2 separate regions of the Mus musculus genome follow, and region 2 is linked to region 1. Evidence: chromatin loops called from intact Hi-C (ENCODE). Cell type or tissue: left cerebral cortex. All regions are shown on one strand.

What was found. Peaks named below come from ENCODE experiments on the same cell type or tissue, not always from the same donor. Only the 100,000 strongest peaks of a DNase experiment are listed, where the experiment ranks them.
Region 2: a loop joins it to region 1, with 6 times the contacts of the local background. A loop is called at or near these places in 11 of 42 quality-filtered maps.

Annotation. Positions count from the first base shown.
Region 1 is chr14:99,929,804-99,934,803 of GRCm38, forward strand. All of the region lies in intron 5 of Klf12 (Kruppel-like factor 12), which reads right to left. Among named protein-coding and RNA genes, the nearest start is that of Gm22970, 160 kb to the left of the region's middle. In left cerebral cortex, a CTCF peak has its summit at 2,270 (motif pointing right); a DNase peak (open chromatin) is centred at 2,284.
Region 2 is chr14:101,426,944-101,431,943 of GRCm38, forward strand. No RefSeq gene overlaps it. Among named protein-coding and RNA genes, the nearest start is that of Tbc1d4, 180 kb to the right of the region's middle. In left cerebral cortex, a CTCF peak has its summit at 2,123 (motif pointing left); DNase peaks (open chromatin) are centred at 2,057 and 3,836.

The DNA of each region.
Region 1 (5,000 bases):
TACCCCAAAGATTGACACTCTTCTCGGTGCTGTTTAAAATTCTGTAGCTGTTGAATAAGCTAATAGACTAAAGAGCAAAGTTATCTAAGCGCCTGTTCAAGCTAAAATGGCATGCACATTATTCCTATTAAACCTTGGATCCAGCACTGAAGTTATGTTTCACATCCAGAGTTGCAATGTCTGAGGGTTATTTGTGCTTTGGAAAGGCATCACAGTAACAACTACAAGGTCAATTTTCAAATCCATTAATATAAGCCACAAATAAACCCGTTCAATGAATATACTCAAAGGACACAGATTTGTTTTGTTTTGTTTTGCTTTGTTTTTTTAAAGCCACACAACACTCATTCAGTGGGAGAACCTTCTGCGTCAGACTAATTACAATCACAAGGAGATAGGAAAAGCAAGCTTGTATTAATCAAGCCGGTTTTCCCTCTGCCATGGAGAACTGGCTGGCAGAGCAAAAGCAGAGAGATAGAGCTCCCTCGCAAGCCCACTGAGGAAACCCCGGATCCAGTGGAGAAAGGATGGTCTCCAAAGGCAGGTGGAGGCGAGGAGTGCAGTTAGAACATCTCGAGATAGTATGTGGCTCGTGGAAATGAGGAACAAAGAGAAATGTGGCAAAGTTTGTATTGTTAAAGCATTATAAAGAAGGTTTACTTAAGAGAAAAAAAAATGAAAAAGACAATGCCGCAGAGCCATGTTTTACCGACTTGCCTCATAAGGCTTATGAAGTCCTCTCCTACAAAGTCCCCTTCGTTCAGCATCGGATTATCCCTATAAATTAAATAGGCAAGAGCAGGAAGGACTCAATGTTGTCTCTGCATCTCTTAATTAGGGAGCGACAGAGCAGGTGTTGCGCGTGAGCTTCAGAACTACACGTCTGTTTCACACACACACACACACACACACACACACACACACACACACACACACACTTCAAAGGTTTTGTCCAGCACAGTAGTTACAAACAGGCAAGAAACAGAGACGATGGTTTGACGTTTAGAGATGGTTAACAGGAGGCAACCCCTCCCTGCTCCCCAGATCTGAGCTCTTCTGCTCTTCTTGAAGTATGCTTCAAGAGATGGGAAATGGTCACCAAAAAATGGAAAGAAAAAAAAAAATCACCATAGTTAGAAGAAAGATGTGCTGATCCTGAGTTTGATTTGTTCTGCAAACTTGGACAAATCTTTCAAAACTTCCTGAGCTTCCCACTAACAAGGCGAAAGTACCGAAACGGATATAGTGGCTTTAGTGATCAGTGTGGCCGGAGCCTGCTGTGGCATGTTCCGCTACTGAATGTGGCTGAAATTTAGGGTCCAGGAAGATGAGAAAGTTCACAGGAAGGAAAATGGGCAAGTGCTTGTGCATGATGCGCAGGGCCTCAAACATCTGGGAAAGGACTCGTGTGCAATGGTAAGGGCTCTGTGCATGATGCGCAGGGCTTCAAACATCTGGGAAAGGACTCGTGTGCAATGGTAAGGACTCTGGACTTCCAAATTCTTGCCAAAACAGCTAAGCTAGGAACCCAGGAGTAATTCCACTGGCCTTTGGCAGTGATCACTAGGCATGGTGAAAGACCCTCTATTGAGGGATGCCAGTGAGGAGCTTAAAGGAGTGCATCCAGCTAGGGATGGTGAGGGCATGCGGAAGGAGGAGGAGGCAAGAAACATGTAGCTCCGGGGTCAATCCAGGCATCTGGTATGCTCTTGGATGCAATTGCATCTTTCTCCAAAATGCTAGGATTATAGGCAGTTACCAGGTTTTTACATGATTCAGGTGAGGCTCAGGGTCCTCTCCTCTTGCCCGTCTTCCCAGGACTCCAACCACATAGCTTGCCCCTGCCTCCTGCCCTGTTTTAGGAAAAAAGTAAAATTGCACGAGCCACACAATTTGATGAGAAGTGGGGCATCCCTAGTGGAAATTTTAGGATAACATTGGAAAAAAGGTAGCCCAGAGTATGGAAAAGACATTACCCACTAGCTTGCAAATGGCTCACAAATGTGCTGTGGAGGACGAAGACTTTCAGAGAGTTAGAACTAACTGCAGGAACAGAAAGAAATAAGGCTGAAGAGAACAAAAATGAAACACACAAAAACAAAAACCCCGAGCCACTACAATCTTATTGAGCATTCAAGGCCCAGTTTTAATGGAGGCTAGAAGGCCAAATGAGTCCATTCCTGTTTAGAGGTGGAGATGATGTCCCTAGATTGCATTTTGGTTTTAGGATTGTATGACATCAACCATTTACAGCTCTCAGCGACACCCACTTCCACCTCTAGGTGGCAGCAACTCTCTTCTGTTCTGAACATGGTTTCCTCCGGCCTTTGTTTCTGTTCTCCATGGTAATTCCATACTTCCTTGTCTTTCACAAATAAATACCATGCAGGTTGGGGAAGATTACTGTAAATTACTTCCACCGAAGGACATCAGTCCACTCTTAAGTTAAGCTACAGGGCTTTGTAAACTTCACAAAATAATTCAGGTCTAAAAGTGAAAAATAACAGGAGTGAGTTTGCTTGTCTCTTGCATTCCCACATAAAGTAGTATTTTTCTTTACAGATGTTTAAGGAAATGATTAGAGGAATGGGCAAAACCTATGGAAATAAAGGGATTTTGCAAGAATATTAACATCACCCTATGGGTGAATAAAGTCATGGCTTTTTTTTTTTTTTCAGACTGTTAAGTAGATATTCTGATATATAAATGTTCTCCGTATTTTTGTAGCTCAGGAGAGCAGTTCCAGTGTCCACACAGTGACAAGGACACAGAGCACTGCTCTTCTGGGCAAACTGAAGCAAATTCTGCATCACTCCCTACAAGTTCCCTTTTCATCCAGCTGTGGCACAAACCCTTTCTAGAACATATATGTACTGATTGTATTGAACCACACCTTAAACCTCCCTATAGGCTCAGGATTCTACATTGTTTCGGAGACACCTGAAGCAAACTGTAGCCTCGTCAGGGTCTGTGATGAGTACTAGGCACGCCAACGAATCACCAGGGCGGTAGGAAGGAACCTTTTATAACGAAGACCAAATGGGATGGTTACTAAAGACCTAGGCTTATAAAGCGTTTTCCTTCAGGATGCCCCAGTGAGGAGTAGGATTTCCTAAGCACCTTGCTAAAACTGCAACAGTTTGGGCCTGACATTCTTCGATTGACGTGAGACAAATACAGTGATGCAGGAGTTCAAAGGCAGATGTACAACAGAACGCAAGCTTCTGGCCACACACTCTGGGCATCTCCCAGGAAGCTCTGCTGTCCTCTGCCCATTTTTAGTATCAACACAACGTGTGTTTTCCATATAGACAGGTTATTTTTGATTATGTGATTCAATGTCCGATGAGGATAGAGGGATGCGGTGGTTAGAATGAAACGTTGGGCACTCCGTGGGAAAGGCTCTGTGTGTTTTCTGCCTTAGCATCCTTGGGTTCTGGCTATTGAATAACAGGGTAGCACTCGAGAAAGTCACTTTCTCTAGCTACTGTTAAAAGTACATCTTGGTATCATCAGAAAGATGAGAAACTACAGCCTCCCAGGGAAATCATTCAAGGTTCCTAACTCTGACAGTTTCTTTCCCCCTTTGAACAGAAGAGAAAACTGAAGGTGGCCAGCCTGCGACGAGTGCTCTCCACGGCTTTGCCACTAAAGCCTCCTTGTCTTTCAGGAAACCACAACTCCGTTTCTTCCCTCTTCCTCTCCTTCTGAAATAGCCTTAGTCCTGTCAACACCCAGGCCCTTCCTCCTTAGCCCAGGGCTAGATACAGCCCAGTCTGAAGTCCATCATAAGGACCTGTCTTCCCTTACGCTGAGTGTGAGGGCCAGTGTTGGGCTGGGCTCCTCTGGGTCAGAGCTGCCTGCTAAGTCCTTCCGCTGCACCTGGCCTGTTGCTCTGAGTCAGGGGTTCTGCTTCTGCTTTATCTTCTTTTACACCCTATCCGCTTCTAGAGTCCCCATGTTCCTTGGTTTATGGCAGTCTGAGTCACTTAGTTGCCTTTACTTCTAACTGGAGACTCCCATCTGATAAAGGGCGCTTATTTAGGTGAATGGAAACTTAGAGACAACGGCTTCCCCCGAATATCCCGTGCATTCCAGCAGAATGGGCAGAGGATTCCAGCAGAATGGATAGAGAATTCTAGGAGAATGGACAAAGGATTCCAGGAGAATGGATAGAGGATTCCACAGAATGGATAGAGGATTCCAGGAGAATGGGCAGTGGGTTCCAGCAGAATGGATAGAGAATTCTAGGAGAATGGACAAAGGATTCCAGGAGAATGGATAGAGGATTCCAGGAGAATGGGCAGTGGATTCCAGCAGAGCAGGCAGCTAATTAGCTGTGAATATATATAGTGAGGACCAACGATACTGTGTTGTTGTAGATATTTTGATAAATACATCATCTATTGCCCTTTTTCAGATAGTAAAAGATACATATTATTAGGATGTTTTGCTATGCCAAGACATGTAATAGTTAGTTTTAGGTAAATAATCAAGAAACTTTATAAAGACCAGCGGTCAGATAAAACCGTCATTAATAATTTGAAAGTACTAAACGCTTGATTACTTGGCTGTCTTGTGTCCACAGAGACTCCTCTGTGCATGCGAAAACTGGGAGTGGGGGTAGATGTAGATCAGGACAAAATTATAGTCCATGGAACGTCCCTACTGGTAGGCCTTTTGGAGTTATTACTGCACGCACCGTTCCCAGCATCTTCATAGATATAGTGAGAGTTTTGATTGGCTTCCCATTGTAGTTGTTCTTCTCTCAAATACTTATATGGAACATAGCTCGTTCTCTTTCTCTCTGTCTGTCTGTCTGTCTGTCTGTCTGTCTGTCTCTGTCTGTCTGTCTCTCTCTTTCTCTCTCTCTCTCTCCCTCCCTCTCATTTGCAATGACCAAATTTATGGTAAAAGAGCAGGTATCTCAATCGTCTGTCATGGTGCACACCTGTAATACCAGGACTTGACCAGAGGAAGATATAGATTTCAGTGTAGCC
Region 2 (5,000 bases), 1.5 Mb after region 1:
CATGCAAGTCTTTCTGGGCCTGATTTACCTCACCAAGTATAATTTTTCTGCAGTTCTGTCCATTTACCTGTAGATTTCATAATTTTGTCTTTACAGCTGAGCAAAATTCCACTGTATATGTCCCCCATTTTCATTATAATTCATCAATCGAAGGGTATCTAAGTAGATTCCAGGCCCTATCTACCATGATGAACATGGGCAGGTTTACATCTCTGTGCTAGGATATGGAGCACTTCAGGTGTATGTGCAGGAGTGGTATAGCTGAGTTAAACCTCCACACTGACTTTCATAGTGGCTTCACCAGTCTGGAGACCCACCAAGGGTGAAAATGGGACACCCCCACCCCGCTTTCTTTACAACCTGGCCAGCACCTGCTATCATTTAATTTTTTGATGATAGCAATTCTGATTCGGATGAGCTGGAATCTCAGAGTCATTTTAGTTTGAATTTCTCTGGTGGCTAATGATCTTGAACACTTTCAAAGTGTTTATTAGCTTTTAATATTGTTTTGAGAACACGATTCAGTTCCAGTCCCAGTTTTCAACTGGGTTATTTAGTTTATTGATGTGTACAATTTTTAGTTCTTTGTATACTCTAGAAAGCAATCCTCTGTCTGATGTAGAGCTGGCTAAGATGTTCTCCCATTCTGTGGGCTGACCTTCCGTTCAGTGAGCAGTTTCCTTCACCATTCAGAAACTTCCTGCCCTCAGGAAGTCCTACCATTTGTCCATTGTTGAGCCCATCTCCTGAATTTCCAGAGTCGTATTTAGGAAGTCATTACCCATCTGTGTATCGTCTGTGTATTCTTCACTTTGCCTTCTAGTACTTTCAGAGTTTAAACCCCCTCATAGAGAGCTAACTTTCTTAGTGTCAGATAGTGCCATGCAGCCTGCTTGGCACATAGGCACTGTGGTCTGGTGCAGCTGTAAATCCTAAGAACTACAATCCCAACCTGCTAGGCAAGACATGCCAACTAGTATATGTCTTTTATGTGGTGACCAGTGTTCTCACTTTCTATTTAAGGCCCAATTCTGAGGAAGGGAAAATGCCCTAGTGCTGTAAACCCATCAAGAACCCATAGCTAGGAAGATCTGTCTTAGAAACAAACTTACTATTTTATTTAGCTAAATTGCCATGGCATCAAACAGCCTTCTAAGTATTGATGTGTATACTCATGCACTTATCCTTAATCAGAGAAACTTCACTTTGGTGTGAATGACAGAGAATGTGGAAACTCATAGCTGTTCAAGGTCCTGACAGTACATGGTGGCTGAATTCTGAGCCCTACACACGATGCTTATATGACTCCCTTTAAGTCTCAGAGACTATCATGGAAGGGGGTGAAGGACAGACAGAATACATGAATTGGAAGTTAGGGAGAAGGCCTGGAAAATTCTATGTTCAGGGCATGACACAGCCACTTCAAACATGACCTTGAAGTAGCTATGGTTTCCTGCACTGGCCCGGCACATCACTGGGACTGTCAACATTGAATCATGGCTTAAAAGGGGCTCATAGGTCCCTATGCCTCCTTGCTGAACTACTGGCCACTGGTGGCTTCTGAGACAGGGACAGGCAGTGTCTTCAGTTGTATTCACGATAGTGAACCCAGCTGATAGTTCCAAACTCAGTGCCACACAGACAATTCTGGTAACAATCGATGATTAAACAAACAAGCAAAGACATGAGGACTTTGGGGATAGATTAAGGGTTGGGGGGGAGATTAAGAGAGAATGAGTAGGGTAAAAATATATTCACGCAGACATCCCTGTTAGTCTTGTGTTTGGAGGAAGCCTTTATATGTAAGAAGATGGCCTGATCTGCTTCAGCTCCTTTGAGAACAGAGAATGAAGATTTTAAACAGCAATTGAAAAAAACAAAACATAGAGTCAGTGTGAAGTATTTTCTTAACATCAACACACAGACTTGTTTTAAGGCCGTTACAAACAGAAGGCTGAGGTAGCTCCTGAAGGCATTGCTAAATTGGAGCATTTTCTTATTCTGCAGCTCTTTTCCCTGGAAGAATGGTCAGCTCTATAATTTCTTCATAATGTGGTGCTCTAAGAGGGCCATGCCAAGGAAAGCAATGAAATTGAAACAACAGTGTCATCTAGTGGAAATCGGAGAAATAGCAGTCAACATGCCCCTCTATGAATAAATAAAAAATAAATTTTTTAATTAAATTAATTTTTACAGAGAGATGCAACTTGTTTCAAAATTGTGTCTTCCCATCCATGCATCCTCCACACACCCTGATGGAAAGGACAAGTCCAAAACCATCAGGCTGGTGGATGGCTAAATCCTCAGGGGAAAAAAAGGTTATCACCAACCAAAGAATACACATGGAGGGACCCATGGCCATACATAGCATATCCAGCTGCATATGTAGCAGAGGATGGCCTTGACAGTCATCAATGGGAGGAGAGGCCCTTGGTCCTGTGAAGGCTCGATGCCCCAGTGTAGGGGAATGCCTGGGCCAGGGAAGTGGGTGTGGGTGGGTTGGTGAGAAGGGGGAAGGGGAGGGCATATGGGGTTTTTGGAGGGGAAACCAGAAAAGGGGATAGCATTTGAAATGTAAATAAAGAAAATATTTAAAACAAACAAAAAACAAAAATCCCAGTTATAACAGCCTGATGGATACAGTTTAAAGGCTAAAACCCACCAAAATTAGATTGTTTTTTTTATTAAATTCCTAACAGAATTAGAATGTTTTAATTAAATTCCTAACATCCACAATCTTATTGTATAGGCTCTGTTTTCCAGACTTGATGCCAAGTAGAAAGCTCTGTTAATAAGATGGCGGGTGATTACTGATTTCCGGAAAGTGAAAACATTGGCAAGGCATCCAACCGCCGCCTAGTCCTCTGTAGACTAGGAGACCTTCTCAGACAGTCTCCTAGAAAGCATCCCATATGGGCCTTCCTCACAATCGATTCAAATAGCAGCTGATTCCAAACACTGAGCAGTCTCTCAACTTCTGATCAGTGTCTCATGCTGATAGCAATTACTTCAATTACTTAAAATAGAAGGGGTTTTGTGAGATTTGAATGTGATCACAAATATGTCTTGCATGCAGAAACTACGCATACCCCTTGTCTTGGTTAGGGTTTCTGTTGCTACAACAAAACACCATGATCAAAAAACAAGTCGGGAAGGAGTTTATTCAGTTTATACTTCCACATCATCACCGAACTAAGTCAGGACAGGATCTCAAACAGGACAGGATCCTGGAGGCAGGAGCTGATGCAGGGGCCATGGAGGAGTGCTGCTTCCTGGCTTGCTCAGCCTGCTTTCTTACAGAACCCAGGACTACCAGCCCAGGGATGGCACCACCCACTGGGCTGGACCCTCCCCCATTGATCACTAATGGAGAAAATGCCCTATGGCTGGATCTCTTGGAGGCATTTCCTTAAGTGAGGCTCCTTCCTATTTGATGACTCTAGCTTGTGTCATGTTGACACAAAACCAGGCAGTACACCAATTATCAGTGCATCGCCTTTTAGCTATTATTCTTGGCCATAGTGAAGCTCGATCTTCTATTTCTTGTTTGTAGCTTGGATGGCTTATATTATCTAAGATTTGCAGGTAGAGGATACTCTGCAGATAGAGGATACAGGGAGGACCCAGTAGGAGGAAGTTGTGCCTCTTGTTTCCATGGTACTCTTCTTTGGGCAGGCACCTGCATCTGCTGCCTCCTTCACAGATGCTGCAATGTGGGCAACTTCCCATGAACCTGACTTCTGCGGTGCTCAATGGCTGGCAGAGAATGATATTCCCCATATATAGCTTCCCTCCGCGCTGCACAGACGTCTCTCTGTAAAGTGCCATTGGCTTGGCATCTGCTCATATACAGCTTCCAAGGGGCCCTTTGGGAGGGCTTCACACTTGGTGAGGCTTCCCCACTCTGCCAAGAGCTGCGACAGCCATCCCTCTCCAGTGAAACATGGCTCTCTACCTTACAGGGGGAGGGGGGAAGGAAGGGAATGGGAGGATACAGTTCCCACGTTTGTCCCTCACTGGGGTTTTCGCTCAGTGCCTGCACCCTGCGCTGGCTATTTTTGTAGCCTTTGGATTTCCGTTCACTTCTCACTTTCCAACTCCCATTCATTCTCATTCTAGTTTTTAAAAACTCACTCTACCAACTATTTCCTGTTCAAATTACTCTGTCTCCTGATGGGATCATAGGTACAGCCCAAGATAATCGGTACCTAGTGACAGGCTAAAGTTTTGTGGGTTCTGAATTTCACATAATTTGACATCCACCTTCAAAAGAAATGCTATGGAAAAGTGATAGGGAAACTTGGAGGACTCGCATGCAAAGGAGGGAGCCGGAAACAATGACATCACAGAAAATCCTCCCCCAAAGGTGGTATTGTTTCTACCCTAAAGACTGTGTGAGACGCATGGATCATCTGTGGGCTCATGGGACTTGAAAAGCGAAACGAGTCACCACAGGTGAACAGTATTTTGATGAGTTGCTGGGGCATTGGTTCTATGAGTAGCCACCCCAGATAACCTGCATATTGGATATTTACATTACAATTTATAACAGTATCAAAATTACAGTTATAACGTGGCAACAAAATACTTTTTAAGTTGGGGATCATCAAAATAGGAGGAACTGTATCAAAAGGTCACAGCATTGGGAAGGTCGGAAACCCCTGTGCAGAGGGAGTATTAAAGCTTGTCTAACGGGCTGTTCCATGACTCTTATGTGCCTGCTCCTTTCGCATCCCCTGTCACACTTTGGCTCCCTGTGAGTCCTTTTCAGGCTTTTCATGGACCTGTCCTTACCTCACGCCTGCCAGCCACAGCCAGGCTGAACACAACTTTTTTTTTTTTTCCTTACTTGTGTACAAATAAGACCTCCCATCCATCTCACCATGAGATTCTGCTAACAGAAATGTAAGCATGTAGCTGTGGCTCACTTGCCTGGTAAATGTACAAATCGATTCAGTAAAGCCTGATCTAAATAGAATTAAATGACACAATTTCCTGAA